Regions from separate parts of the Homo sapiens genome. Here all the other regions are linked to region 2. Evidence: chromatin contacts called from ENCODE Hi-C or POLR2A ChIA-PET data. All regions are on one chromosome and are shown on one strand. Each heading gives the region's core, a stretch centred on a gene start or an enhancer-like site at or near the end of the contact. The rest is flanking DNA. Distances are from core to core; before and after follow the strand shown.

Evidence for each region. A loop is a pair of places that touch in the nucleus more often than their neighbours do. ChIA-PET counts read pairs that join two places held with the same protein, here RNA polymerase II (POLR2A). Pooled maps may share reads with other maps.
Region 1: a map of endothelial cell of umbilical vein shows a loop between it and region 2 (12-fold over the local background). The contact joins two enhancer-like sites. A Hi-C loop is called at or near these places in 2 of 168 maps with a recorded cell type or tissue (CD4-positive, alpha-beta T cell and endothelial cell of umbilical vein). POLR2A ChIA-PET finds 5 or more read pairs at or near these places in 3 of 52 experiments (Caco-2, T-cell and activated T-cell).
Region 3: a map of Ramos shows a loop between it and region 2 (2.6-fold over the local background). The contact joins two enhancer-like sites. A Hi-C loop is called at or near these places in 1 of 168 maps with a recorded cell type or tissue (Ramos) and 1 of 50 pooled maps. POLR2A ChIA-PET finds 5 or more read pairs at or near these places in 3 of 52 experiments (OCI-LY7, Panc1 and activated T-cell).

Annotation. Positions count from the first base shown.
Region 1 is chr18:50,898,335-50,903,123 of GRCh38, reverse strand. The region is part of intron 2 of ME2 (malic enzyme 2); the gene reads right to left. Among named protein-coding and RNA genes, the nearest start is that of ME2, 22 kb to the right of the region's middle. RefSeq lists silencers at 2,286-2,335, 3,178-3,378. Within about 2 kb of position 2,408, at least 2 of the 41 ENCODE cell types and tissues checked have a DNase peak (open chromatin) inside an H3K27ac peak, as active enhancers do.
Region 2 is chr18:50,852,499-50,856,651 of GRCh38, reverse strand. No RefSeq gene overlaps it. Among named protein-coding and RNA genes, the nearest start is that of ME2, 25 kb to the left of the region's middle. Within about 2 kb of position 1,716, at least 8 of the 41 ENCODE cell types and tissues checked have a DNase peak (open chromatin) inside an H3K27ac peak, as active enhancers do.
Region 3 is chr18:50,793,172-50,798,017 of GRCh38, reverse strand. It overlaps MRO (maestro), which reads left to right. Exons shown (of 8, transcript NM_031939.6): 8 at 1-2,888. Among named protein-coding and RNA genes, the nearest start is that of MRO, 24 kb to the left of the region's middle. Within about 2 kb of position 1,462, at least 2 of the 41 ENCODE cell types and tissues checked have a DNase peak (open chromatin) inside an H3K27ac peak, as active enhancers do.

The sequences.
Region 1 (4,789 bases), core at 1,159-3,658, 46 kb before region 2:
CCAAGTCTCCCTTTTTCTCATCTATGCAACAGCAATTCCCTCCCTCCCAATTTACATAGCAGAGGTGTACTTCCTCCAGCTGATCCTGAAAGACCCTGAACTATTTTACTTTAGGCACATGCAGTTTCTCCACGAGTCAATATTGACACAAATCTCTTAAACAGACACTTGAACATTCAGGTAAACATGCTAGGGGGCCAGTAAAGGTGCAAAGCTGGGAGTCTCATCAGCCACTGGAATTCCAAATCCAAAGGCTACTACACTATTATGCACCCATATATTTATTATACAGCTTATCAAACATTTTAGAGATATATTTATAGTATACTTTTCCCAGTGGTAAAATTGCATATAAAAGTATATGTTATAATCTTAAAAGTAAGTATACTTTTAAGAGAATCATGGCCAAATAAAAATAGATGATAGAGGCCAGGCACAGTGGCTCACGCCTGTAATCCCAGCACTTTGGGAGGCTGAGGCGAGTGGATCACCTGAGGTCAGGAGTTCGAGATCAGCCTGGACAACACGCTGAAACCCCGTCTCTACCAAAAATACAAAATTAGCCAGGCGTGGTGGCACATGCCTGTAATCCCAGCTACTTGGGATGCTGAGGCAGGAGAATCGCTTGAACCTGGGAGCGGAGGATGTGGTGAGCCAAAATCGCACTATTGCACTCCAGCCTGGGCAACAAGAGTAAATCTCTGTCTCACCAAAAAAGGTGATAGAATAATAGCAATGTGATTTTTAAATCTTTTATTAGTCATATTATTTGTGTAAATAACCAGAAGAAAATTCTAAATTTATTAAAGAACTAGCCGGGAGAAGTTAAAATATAAACAAATAAATTAACAAAACCCTCAGAGAACTAATAACCAGAAAACCAGAGTTCCAGATACAAAGCTTGAGCATGTCCTTAAATCTTAGGGATGGAATCTACAAAATAAAGGAGTTATTGATTCTCTTCTTTAACACTCCTTCTCGAATTAAGTTAATGGTTTGCATAGGTATTTACTATGTACTTAGCTCTTTTAGTTCTGGCAATCTATGGTTCATTATTCTAAATAGAGTCCATTAGGATATTTGAATTTGGCTGAAATAAATTAAGAATCTGTAGTAAAATCTCTTCACAATCTTACATCTTGAAAAGAATACTTGGTTTAAAAGAGATGTTTAGTAGTATTACGGGAGGAACTAGAAAAAGAAAAAAACGTAGATAGCAGGAGTTACTTGAGAATTACTAGGTTATATCAATAGTGTTCAGGTGTTTTTTTAAAAAAATTTCAGAAGGACTCCTATACCTTTAGCCCACTGGGTCATCAATAAAAATGTTGGCATCTCTCTTGCTAAGGCAGCCAACACAGAGGCAGGAAGAACAAAAGTGAAAAACAAAATTGAGGGTCGGAGGCTATGTACATAGTTTAGAGTTGGCTCACCTTGTAATCAAACAATTGTACACTTTTACTGTTGTAATCATAATAGACCTCAGCCTGAATCCTTCCCAAATTTCTTGTTTGAGCACTCTACCCTATGGAAGCATTATTACAGTGTAAAAGAAAGTATCACTTATATCTACCTCTAAAAGCTTTAAATCCACACTAAAAATGAATAGCCAATTCATTTGTTATATATTTTCTCATCTCTCTGATTCAACCAAATATTTATTTTCTGGTACTCATTTCATACTTTAAAGCACATTTTATCTGTATCTTTAAGCCTTGTACAATCTAATATAAGACATATCCTGAGAGTAACAGAAATAATCTAAGACTAAAACAACTCTTTAATACAAATCAGACTCTTTAATACTGATTTACGTTTGTAATGAGAAATGTAAGATAGAAGGCAAACGATTCAGGAGATAGAATCCATTTACACACATTTATAAGCAGGAGATAAAATGCATTCCCTTAACCTCAATACGGATAGGCGCTATGTAGCCAGTGCCTCACTAGCACTCAAATGCTTGTTTAGACTTCTGAAAATGTGTTAATTGAGATGAAATTGCACTAAAAGGGCAAATTATAACTAAGTGGCAAGCTCTGTTCATCACAAATCCACAATTATTCACATCACATGTTCTATGGCTTATGTTGTTTTGGTACAGAAATTAGGTGTTAATACATAAATTTGAAATAAAATATACTCATTGTATTAGCCCATTCTCATGCTGCTATGACGAAATACCAAGACTGAGTAATTTATAAGAAAAGAGGTTTAACTGACTCACAGTTCCACATGGCTGGGGAGACCTCAGGAAACTTACAATTATGGTAGAAGGCCCCTCTACCCAGGGTGGCAGGAGAGAGAATGAGTGCTGAGCGAAGGGGGAAGTCCCTTATAAAGCCACCAGATCTTGTGAGAACTCACTCACTATCACAAGAACAGCATGGGGGAAACCACCCCCACGATTCAGTTACCTCCACCTGGTCCTACCTTTGACACGTGGTAATTATTAAAATTCAAGATGAGATTTGGGTGGTGATGCAGAGCCAAATCATATCACTCAACTGAAAACTTTTTAATGTAATTTAAAATTGTTCTTGGCTGGGCGTAGTGGCTCACGCCTGTAATCCCAGCACTTTGGGAGGCTGAGGTGGGCAGATCACGAGGTCAGCAGATCGCGACCACAGTGAAACACCATCTCTACTAAAAATACAAAAAATTAGCTGAGCATGGTGGCAGGCGCCTGTACTCCCAGCTACTAGGGAGGCTGAGGCAGGAGCATGGCATGAACCCAGAAGGCAGAGCTTGCAGTGAGCCGAGATCACGCCACTGCACTCCAGCCTGGGCAACAGAGCGAGACTCCATCTCAATAAATAAATAAATAAATAAATAAATAAATAAATAAATAAAATTATTCTTACTTTTTTCCTTCTTCCTCCCCCTATTCTTATTTAAAAAAAAAAACTGCATCACTCAATTTTTAAGACTTTGTAAGATGAAATGGGCTTTGTAATGCAAGCCATGAGGAGTGGCTGTAAATACAGATGAAGCTTCACTTGCTCAAAAAATGATAAGAAAACACATAAATCAGTACATGGGGAAAAGAGGTGTGAATAGGGGTATTTCCTAACTTGTTTTACAAGAGTAGGTAACAAAACTCCTATCTAATCCAAACTTATTTTCTGGAAACAAAACCTATGTTTAATTATCTGTGAAACTCCGAGCACCAATCATGTCAGATTTTGTTTTCCTATTTGCTCATCTGTTTATGCATTCATCCATCTACCCAGCATGTACTGAGGCTCTGTGTGTGCTAAGTACTGTGGGGTAAGATAATGAGGATACAGACTAAGATATGGTCATTGTCCTCAATGGAGGAATGAGATAATTCCAACTGAGTATGATACATGGTATTGACAGAAGTGAGCACAAGAATGCTCAAAGGACAGGGGAGTAACTCACCCAGTGTGGTGAGGAATTAGGAAAAAGGGTCACTGAAAACTTCCTAGAGCAGTGGTCCCCATCCTCTTTGGCACCAGTGACCAGTTTCATGGAAGACAATTTTTTTTGAGACAGGGGCTCACTCTGCCACCCAAGCTGCAGTGCAGTGGCACGATCTCACTGCAACCTCCACCTCCTGGGCTCAAGTGATCCTCCCACCTCAGCCTCCTGAGTAGCTGAAACTATAGGCATGCACCACAGTGCTTGGCTAATTTTTTTATATTTTTGGTAGAGACGAGTTCAGGCTGGTAGAGACCAGGCCAGGCTGGTCTCAAACTCTTGACCCCAAGCAATCCACCTCAGCCTCCCAAAGTGCTGGGACTACAGGTGTGAGCCACCACAGCCAGCTGAAGACAATTTTTCTTTTCATGTCTTAGTTGTTATTGAAGTCATTGATGATAGTTACATTTTCATGAGTTTTTATCTTGTTGACTCTATTTCAGGGGGTAGGGAATGGTTTCAGGATGAAACTGTGCCACCTCAGATCATCAGGCATTAGATTCTCATAATTAGTGTGCAACCTAGATCCCTTGCATGCGCAGTTCACAATAGGGTTTGCACTCCTCTGACAGGAGGCAGAGCACAGGCGGTAATGCAAGCCATGAGGAGTGGCTGTAAATACAGATGAAGATTCACTTGCTCAACCACTGCTCACCTTCTGCTGTGTGGGAAAGGATGCAGAGCTGAATTTCAGAAAATTATGAGAAAAGTTAGCCAAATGAGCATGGGGAGAAAAGGAGAAATCCAATTTTATACTTGTATAGCCCTTTAAATGTTTCCAAATGCTATTACCTATATTATTTACATGAAGAAAACTAAGGCCTAGAGAAGTTGAAGGGTTTGCCAAAGTTTCATGGCTAGTAAATGGTAAAGCCCAAATTAGCACCTAAACTCCTGCTTATAACCTAGCATAATGGTGTCCCACCTTTTAAAGTGTAAGAAATTTTGGCCAGGTGTGGTGGCTCATGCCTGTAATCCCAACAGTTTAGGAGGCCAAGGCAGGCGGATCACCTGAGCCCAGGAGTTCAAAACCAGCATAGACAACATGGCAAGACCTCATCTCTACAAAAAAATACAAAAAGTAGCCAGGTGTAGTGGCACGTGCCTGTAGTCTCAGCTACTCGGGAAGGTGAGATGGGAAAATCACCTGAGCCCGGGGAGGTCAAGGCTGCAGTAAGCCATGATAGTGTCATTGCACTCCAGCCTGGGCAACAGAGTGAGAACCTGTCTCAAAAAAATAAAATAAAATGAAATAATACTAGGTTTCTACTTGGGATAATAAAAAAGTTCTGGAACTAGATAGTGGTGATGGTTGCACAACACTAAATAAATTTAATGTCACTGA
Region 2 (4,153 bases), core at 467-2,966:
ATGGCTGAGATACAATGTGATCCAGAGGGAGTCAAGCAGTGGAGGTCACTGGTTTTTATGTGAGTCAGGATGGAAAGCAAGACGTGAGCCAGGTCACTATGGAACATCTGCAATTAGATATCCTACCACAGCTCAGATCCAAATCAAAGCCAGTGTATTTCCCCTCTACGGGCCACTCCTCCCAGCAGTGCCATTTCTTTAAATGCCACTTCTCTAGATCCATAATGTCATGAAGAGAATACGGGACTTGGAATCAGGATGCCTGGATTCAAATTCTGCTCTACCACTTACTAGCTATGGACCACAGCAACTCTCTCAACATCTCTTACAAAACTTATTTATCTCTGTAGGATCGTTCTGAAGACCAAATTTAAAGAGCACATGAAAGCACTTAAGAGTATAACTAGGAATAGAATAAGAGGCCGCGTGCGGTGGCTCATGCTTGTAATCCTAGCACCTTGGGAGGCTGAGACCGGCGGATCACCTGAGGTCAGAAGTTCAAGACCAGCCTGGCCAGCATGGTGAAACCCCACCTCTACTAATAATACAAAAATGAGCTGGGCATGGTGGCACATGCCTGTAATCTGCTACTCAGGAGGCTGAGGCAGGATAATCGCTCGGACATGGGAAGCAGAGGTTGCAGTGAGCCAAGCCTGCACCACTGCACTTCAGCCTGCGCAACAGAGCGAGACTCCATCTCAAAAAAAAAATAAGGAAAAAAGAAATAGAATAAGTGTTCAATAGATGTCAGTGGAATCTGAAAAGGATTTTTCCTTTTTCCCCTATAATGCATTTGTCACCTGCTTCCTATCTTTGCATTGCCTTCTCCAGCCCTTATTAATTGTCATACCTCCTAACTGGCCACATTTCTGTCTTCCTCATCTTCCAATGCTTGCCCCATTACGAATGGTTGCTTAACTTACCTTTCTTTCTTTTTTTTTTTTTTTCCACTCTGTTGCCCGTGCTGGAGAGCAGCGGTGTGATCTTGGCTCACTGCAACTGAAGGACAACATTGCCTTCTCCAGCCCTTATTAATTGTCATACCTCGTAACTGGCCATATTTCTGTCTTCCTCCTCTTCCAATGCTTGCCCACCTTACAAATGGTTGCTTAAATTTTCTTTCTTTCTTTCTTTCTTTTTCTTTCTTTTTTTTTTTTCTGCTCTGTTGCCCACGCTGGAGTGCAGTGGTGTGATCTCAGCTCACTGCAACCTCTGCCTCCTGGGTTCAAGCAATCCTCCTGCCTCAGCCTCCTGAGTAGCTGGGACTACAGGCACGTGCCACCATGCCCTGCCAATTTTTTGTATTTTTATTAGAGATGGGTTTTCACCATGATGGCCAGGATGGTCTCCATCTCTTGACCTCGTGATCCACCCACCTCAGCCTCCCAAAGTGCTGGGATTACAGGCGTGAGCCACCACGCCTGGCCAAAATTTTGTATTTTTTTTTTTGGTAGAGACGGGCGTTTCATCATGTTGGCCAGGCTGGTCTTGAATTCCTGACCTCAGGTGATCCGCCCGCCTCAGCCTCCCAAAGTGCTGGGATTACAGGCGTGAGCCACCACACCCAGCTAATTTAGCTTTCAAAAACAGCACTTTGACCATATCATGCCCCCAGGTCAAGGCAGTACAAAGAGGCACGGCACCTTAAATCAGAAGTCTGAGTAAACATTTGACTTCTCCCATTTCAGGTTCTTCCCCTTTCTTAAGTGTGGGGAAGTGCCATACAAAGCCAGTACTGGTGTAATGCCAGCTTAAGTTCCTGGAGCTGGATAGCCCAGATGTGGACCTGGAATTAATCCCCCATCAAGGTATTCAGTTGAGGCATTATTGTTGGGGGGCCTGAAATAATTTGATTCACATGTGGATCGAACCTGTTGGCTGCCCCTGTATCTTGCATAATTCTTAGTATACTTTGAGGCTCAGATGACATGAGGGATGTTTTATTCAAAGTCTGAAGTCCATTGTTTCCCCTCTTTATTACCTACCAGCCTCCCCCTCTGCTCCCTCTTCTAAGTCAAGGTCAGATTTCACAGCCTGCCTCTCCAGACTCTCCAGACTCTCCAGGAGTTGGTCCTGTTTTATTCCTACCCAGTTCTATTCCCCACTGAACTGTTAATTTCTTTTCAGGTGTTAGTTTTGCCCTGGCCATTGCCCTTAGGCTCTTTTGTACTTCCCAGGGATGTAAAAAGCCACTTGCTCAGAACATTCACTACTAAGTGAATGAATTCCTCTACCACAGCTTGAAAGCTAGAAAGGGACTATTGGTTACCTAAGTAAGTTCAGCATTTTTCTTTCTTGGAAGGTGAAGTGAGACTTGGACAGGTAAGTAAATGAGTCCCCTTAAGACTCACTGCAGGCAAGGGCCACACTGCCGGCCAGAACTCCCCCATTTCACCCACCACACTGGCAGGGCAGTCATCCGTCTACAAAATGCCTTTCTTCAGTGTCCTGTGTGAGATGCCGCTCAGATCTCGTAGTTCGTTACTCAGCGCCTTCGCAGTTGACTCACTGACTGCTCTGAGACTCAGCACTCTGGGAATTTCAACATAACCTTTGCCTCAACCTTACAAAGCCCTAACTCTAATCTCTGACCTCATTTGCTGGGGAACTTGAATATGTTCCTTTATCCTTCTGGTTTCCTCTCCTCCCCTGACTCATAGGGAATACAAAAGAATTGATTCTTATGAAAAGTGCCAAGTAGGCACTACTACACAGTTATCTGAAATGTAACTCACTTGGATGTATAATGAAAGCTTCTTTCTGCATAGATTAACCTCTGGACTGAGGATATGGTTGTATGATAAATGATTAACATCATTTCTGGACAAAACGTGCAAATTTAAAAAGTTTAAAGTTGAAGTTACTTAACTATAAAAAAAAGTTGTTGACAACATTCACCCCTAGTGTATTAATGAATTTTTCTTTCTTTTTTATTTATTTATTTGAAACAGAGTCTTACTGTGTTGCCCAGGCTTGAGTGCCATAGTGCAATCTTGGCTCATTGCAACCTCCACTTCCTGCGTTCAAGTGATTCTTGTGCCTCGGCCTCCTGAGTAGCTGGGACTATAGGTGCATAATTTTTGTATTTTTAGTAGAGACAGGGTTTTGTATTTTTAGTAGAGACAGGGTTTCACTATGTTGGCCAGGCTGGTCTCTAACTCCTGGCTTCAAGTGATCTGCTTACCTCAACCTCCCAAAGTGCTGGGATTCCAGGCATGAGCCACTGCACCCAGCTGGATTAATGGATTTAATAAATACTTCATTAAGTAACTTTATGAAAGGGAGTGTACTAGGGATTGAAAAGAATATAAAATTCAATAACACTGTCCTTGGCCTTGTGGAGTTTGCAATTTGGGATAAGAACTGGGCTGTGTGCACAAGTTACTGTAATACAAAGTAAAAGGTAACAAATGCTTATAAGGGGGAGTTTCGTGGAAGTGCCAGGAATAGGGGGAAAACATTTCAGGTAGGGAATATCAAGGAAGGCTTGTGTAGTAGATGTCATTTGTCATTTTATCTGAGTCTTGAAGGATAGCCATAGTTCTGATAGGTCAAAATGAATTCCAGACAGAGAAGTAGATGTGAAATCTTAGAGCTTGTTCTGTTAGCAGGAATTTGGAACAGAAGAATGTAAGCAAGACTAGATTGGCAGGTTGGGGCTCAAATGTGGAAGCCTTCAATACCATGCAAAATAATTTGGTCTTTGTTCTGCAAGCAATGGAGAGTTAGTAAGAGTTTTTGGAGGTTGCAGGGGAATGGGGTGACAGTAGTGACATGATCAAAATGTGGTTTAGAAGTATCATTCTGGAGTGATATCAGGAACCAGGTGACCATGTAGGAGGGTAGAACAATACCCTAGACTAGACCAGGGGAATGGGAATGGAAAGGAAGAGATGGAACACAGAGCTCTGCAAGTTTGACAGAGAGAGGGAGGCATTTTTCTAAAGTTTTAAGAGTAATTGGTTTTTCAAAGAGATGTGAGAAAATGGGAAGTGATCATTCTTTGGTCAGGCAGAGTAACAGAATCAGGGAGGCCCAGCACTTTGAGAGGCTAAGGCAGGCAGATCACCTGAGGCCTGGAGTTCGAGACCAGCTTGGTCAACATGGTGAGACCCTGTCTCTACTAAAAATGCAAAAATTAGCCAGCCGCGGT
Region 3 (4,846 bases), core at 213-2,712, 58 kb after region 2:
CTGAGAATGAGGAACTCAATTTTCTGCTGTAGCTCCCAGGGACAGGGTGGTGTGACACAGATGCGGGGATGAGGAGAGACCTAGGCGAGATGAGGATGTGGGAGATGGCAGACAGAGTGGCAAGTGCCAGGCAGGAATGGATTTTCTTCCTTCCTGTTCTGAATCTGAAGAACATGACAGCAAGAGATTTTAGGAGGGACACAGGCTCACGAGCAAATGGGTGGTTCTGAGCTGTAAGCCCCCTGCCCCTCCCTAGCACCCACTCCCCGGATGCTGGCCTCTTTGAAATTTTGTTGCAAGGTTGGTTTAAACTTGATGCAGTTCCATTAAGTGATCAGTGAGTGGTCTGAGAAATGGCTGCATGTGGCTGGCATTCAAAAAGGTGGGGATAGGGTGAGATGGGTGGGGTTACGTGCTCTGGAGTAGAAAAACCTATGCAGTTAATGTCCCTCTGTCGGTTAAAATTGTGGAAGATGCGGTTGGATTATTTGACTTTAAGATTCAATGGTAGGCTTTTATTTTGGTGGCCCCCAATGAGTCATGCCTCCTGATACTCATGTCTTTATTTAGTCCCTTCTGTTTGAATCTGGGCTGCCTTTGTGACTTGCTTTAATCAGGAGATTGTGATAAATGGCACTGTGCCGGGCATAGAAACCCTGGCAGTTTCCTCGTTTGAATTGTGGGGGAAGCCAGCTGCCACATAAGGAGTTGAACTACCAGGAACAAATGAGAGTGCCTGAGATCACCATGTGAAGGAGAACGGAGACACCCAACCCACAGCAGAGTCTGAGGCCCGGACACATGACACAAGTTGTCCCTTCCAGCCAGACCCGAGCTGTTGAAGCTACTCCAGCTGACACCATACGGAAAAGAGACGAGCGTCTCCATCAAGCCTGTGTCAGTTGCAGAAGCATGAACAAAGAATCAAATGATTGTTGTTTTAAGTCATTAACCTTTGGGATAATTTGTCACACTGCAATAAGTAACCAGAGAAGATTCCTTATTATTAACTGTTGTCTTGGCTAATTTTGTTTTGCTCTTCATAAGTCCTCTTTGAGTTTAAATTCTATTTCCAGAAATTTATGTTATCATGAAATTTGGTGGCAAGAGCAAGGGACTATGTTTTTTTGTTTGTTTGTTTCTGTTTCTCACCATACCTACCACAGAGCCTGGCCATGTGATTAAGGAACATTTGCTGAATGACTAAATGATTCCAAATTGTAGAGGGAATAAAGTCCAATGTCCAGTCTGCCATTTCAGGCTTTCAACCTTCGTTTTCTTCTGTTACTCTCTTTGCTTCAGACAAGTTTGGGTCCTTTCTCTTCTCTCAACATGTCTTGTTCTCCTATACCCCCTCACCTTTGCTCAGTCTGCTATTTCTGTGTTGAGTCCCCTCCCTGCTCACCTGTACACACCCACCTGGAATCACATGCACACACACACACACACATTTCACGTGTATCTCTTATCTGTACTCCAATGCCTAGGTCAAAGTCCTGATCCCCCCAATCAGGGGAGAGCTCAAGTCTCTGAATTCCCAGAACATTCTAGCAATATTATACCACTTATATCTTATCTGAAAAGTTTTTTTTTGTATATGGCTTTATGTTTTTTTTTTTATCCTGTTAGATTGAAACTACAGAAGGCAGGGCTGTATCTTGTACATCATTGTATCTCCCCGGTGACTGCAAAAGTACTCTGTAAATGAATGTTGATTAGGGGGAAAAATGTCAGAAAGTCATCTGAAGCTGTCATTCCTTACTGGGAGGAGCCCATTTTGACAAATGAGGGTCACCAATTTCATTCCTTATAACCAATGTACAGGTTACTTTTATGCTTGTGCATTTCAAGTTTCCCCTTCCCCACGTTTATCTGAATGCCAACCCAAAGGTAATGTTTTGACATTTCTTAATTTTGAACATTAATTTTGAACCTTATTGAGCAGTTGAATGAAAGAAAGAAAAAAGGAATGTTCAAGTGCCCCGACCCTCATGCTAAGTGCCCAGGGTAGAGCTTTGCTTGGTCCCTGTGTCTCTGGTGCTCATGAGATAGGTCTTTCTTTCTTTATTTTTATTTTTGAGATGGAGCCTCACTCTGTCACCCAGGCTGGAGTGCAATGACACGATCTCGGCTCACTGCAACCTCCACCTCCTGGGTTCAAGCGATTCTCCTGTCTCAGCCTCCTGAGTAGCTGGGATTACAGGTGCCTGCCACCATGGCTGGCTAATTTTTGTGTTTTTAGTAGAGACGGGGTTTCACCATGTTGGCCAGGCTGGTCTCAAACTCCTGACCTCAAGTGATCTGCTCACCTTGGTCTCCCAAAGTGCTGGGATTACAGGCGTGAGCCACCGCTCCTGGCTGAGATAGGTCTTTCTTAAAGGGGAGAGGGAAGTGGTGGAGAGAGAGGAGAGAAAATGACAAAGGAGGAGGCTGAGAATCTAACAGGTGTGACCAATTCTGCTACTGAATGAGAGCAGAAGCCTGTGAACTTCCAGTTAATAGACCACTTAATTGGGGGAACGCTTCACACGTTATAAAAAAGCACTAGAATGTTTTGAAAGCGAGAAACAACAGCTGTGTAGGGTAGCTAGCAGTTAGTGTTGTACAGAAGACAGATATTTGTGCATTTCTGCATTTTCTAAGTTTGCTGCAATGAGCATGTATTACTTTCATAGTTATAAAACACATGCAAAATGCCCTTTTAAAATGAAAAAAAAGTCCATGAGTGTAAGTGATATATATGCTTTGGAAAGCCTGGGACGGTCATTGTTTACTCTCAATAGTATGTGTTTGCCTTTGTCTTTTTGAGACATTTTGTTTTAATCTGTTGATGACAATAACCTGTTGATAATATAACTTGATAACAAATAAAATGACTTATGATTGATTATCATTTTATTTATGTGACTGAACTTACATTAATTTTGTCTGACCACAGTAGAGTAAATATTTTGTTCCTTTATTTACATGTTAAATGGTTTCAGGAAAACCCTGGGTTCTAGATAAAGCCAACACATCCTAATTTACTGAGGAGGGATGATTTGATATGCAAAGGCACCTATTATTTACCAAGTTAAGCACTTGGGAGTTAAGGCTCCCAAGCCAGACTTCTAAGATTCCTTATAATAAACACCAACCTAGAATTTCCCATGATGCTTCCTCGATTCCTACTGTCTGGAATACTTTCCAGTTCCTTGGTTCTATCAGCCATTCCCTGGACTGACTCCAAATGCCCTCTTCTTCAGAGGTAGAGCAGAGCTGCTGGAAGAATGCAGCCTGGCTCTGCCATTTAGCCAAGTGTGGGCAAGTCAGCGCACCAAGCCTCAGTGTGCTGATATGTGAAATGGAGACAATAACCCAATGTATAGAATTGCTGGGCTGCAAAGATTCAATTAAGTCACACTGAGCACTTGGCAGAGTGCTTGGTACATAGAAGGTGCTCAGGAAATGTTATTTTTGTTCCTCATTCCTAACAAACTCTCCAGACATTATTTCTTCTCTTCTTGAAGCTGCCCAGGTCTTCAGACAGGTCCATTGGTAATTTGAGCATTACCCTGATCCACCAGTCCTGGAGGTAGCCTCCGTATCCTTTATTAGTTCTCCAAGAATGTGGCTTTGAGCCTTGCCTGACATGGGTGTTCAGTAAAGATTGGTTGAATTCTTCGAGTTGCAAATGCTGGCATTTTGACCAAGTAGGAATCTGTCACCTGATAGGTTTTGGAATTTTAATACAGATAAGAATCATAGCAATGAGAATAGCAAGTGGTTCTTTCCCTCTCGGCCCTTTGGGGTGCTGTGATTGCTCAGAGCGGGAGCAGTGCATTTTTATGCTCTAGAGATGGTTTCAATAGGCCCTGTTCATTCCATCCTAATATTCCCAACAGCTCTGTTAAGAATTCTGTATTGTATCTTTTAAGCAAGCTCTTGTTAATAATTAACACCCCACCTTCTTTTTCCAAGGGTGATGCTATTAATCATGTTCCTTTCAAGCAGATGAATTTCCTACAGCAGTTTGCAAATGTTAACCAGGTAATGGCCCAAATGTCTCCCGCAAGAAGGAAATGTTTTTCAGAAATGCGGATCAGAGAGTTAAAAATGTCATTTCCTAAGCGACACTGCTAGAGGCACATGCCTCTGCCACAGCAAAAATGCAATCAGAAATCCAAAGCTTTTCAACCTGCCTGCCTGACTGCATCAGCAGATATAACCAGCCGCTGGAAGAGGAGAGAAGCTCAATTCTCAAATGTGACATCATGCGGGCTGAAAGGACACTACATTTGGTATCAGAAGACCCGGCTTCATAGTCTGACTCTATCATTTACTAGCTGGTTATCTTGAGCAAGTCACATAACCTCTCAGAGCCTTGGGGTCTTCATTTGTCAAGTGGAGGTAAAACCCACAGCACAAGTTACTCTGATGATCAGATGAGACAGTCCATGTAAACTGTGGACCATTACTCCCAAATGGAGTGTTCCTGTTTACATGGTAGCCACTCATGATTGGAGCCTATTTATACAAGGTGGAGGATGGAGGGAATGAAATAAGATGTTAACACAGATCTCAATTTATTTATTTATTTGAGATAGAGTCTCACTCTGCTGCCCAGGCTGGAGTTCAGTGGCGCTATCTCGGCTCACCGCAAACTCCGCCTCCGAGGTCCAAGCAATTCGCCTTCCTCAGCCTCCCAAGTGGCTGGGATTACAGGCACATGCCACCACGCCTGCTAATTTTTGTATTTTTAGTAGAGACGGGGTGTTGGCCAGGCTGGTCTTGAACTCCTGACCTCAAGCGATCCGCCCATCTTGGCCTCCCAAAGTACTAGGATTACAGGCGTGAGCCACTGTGC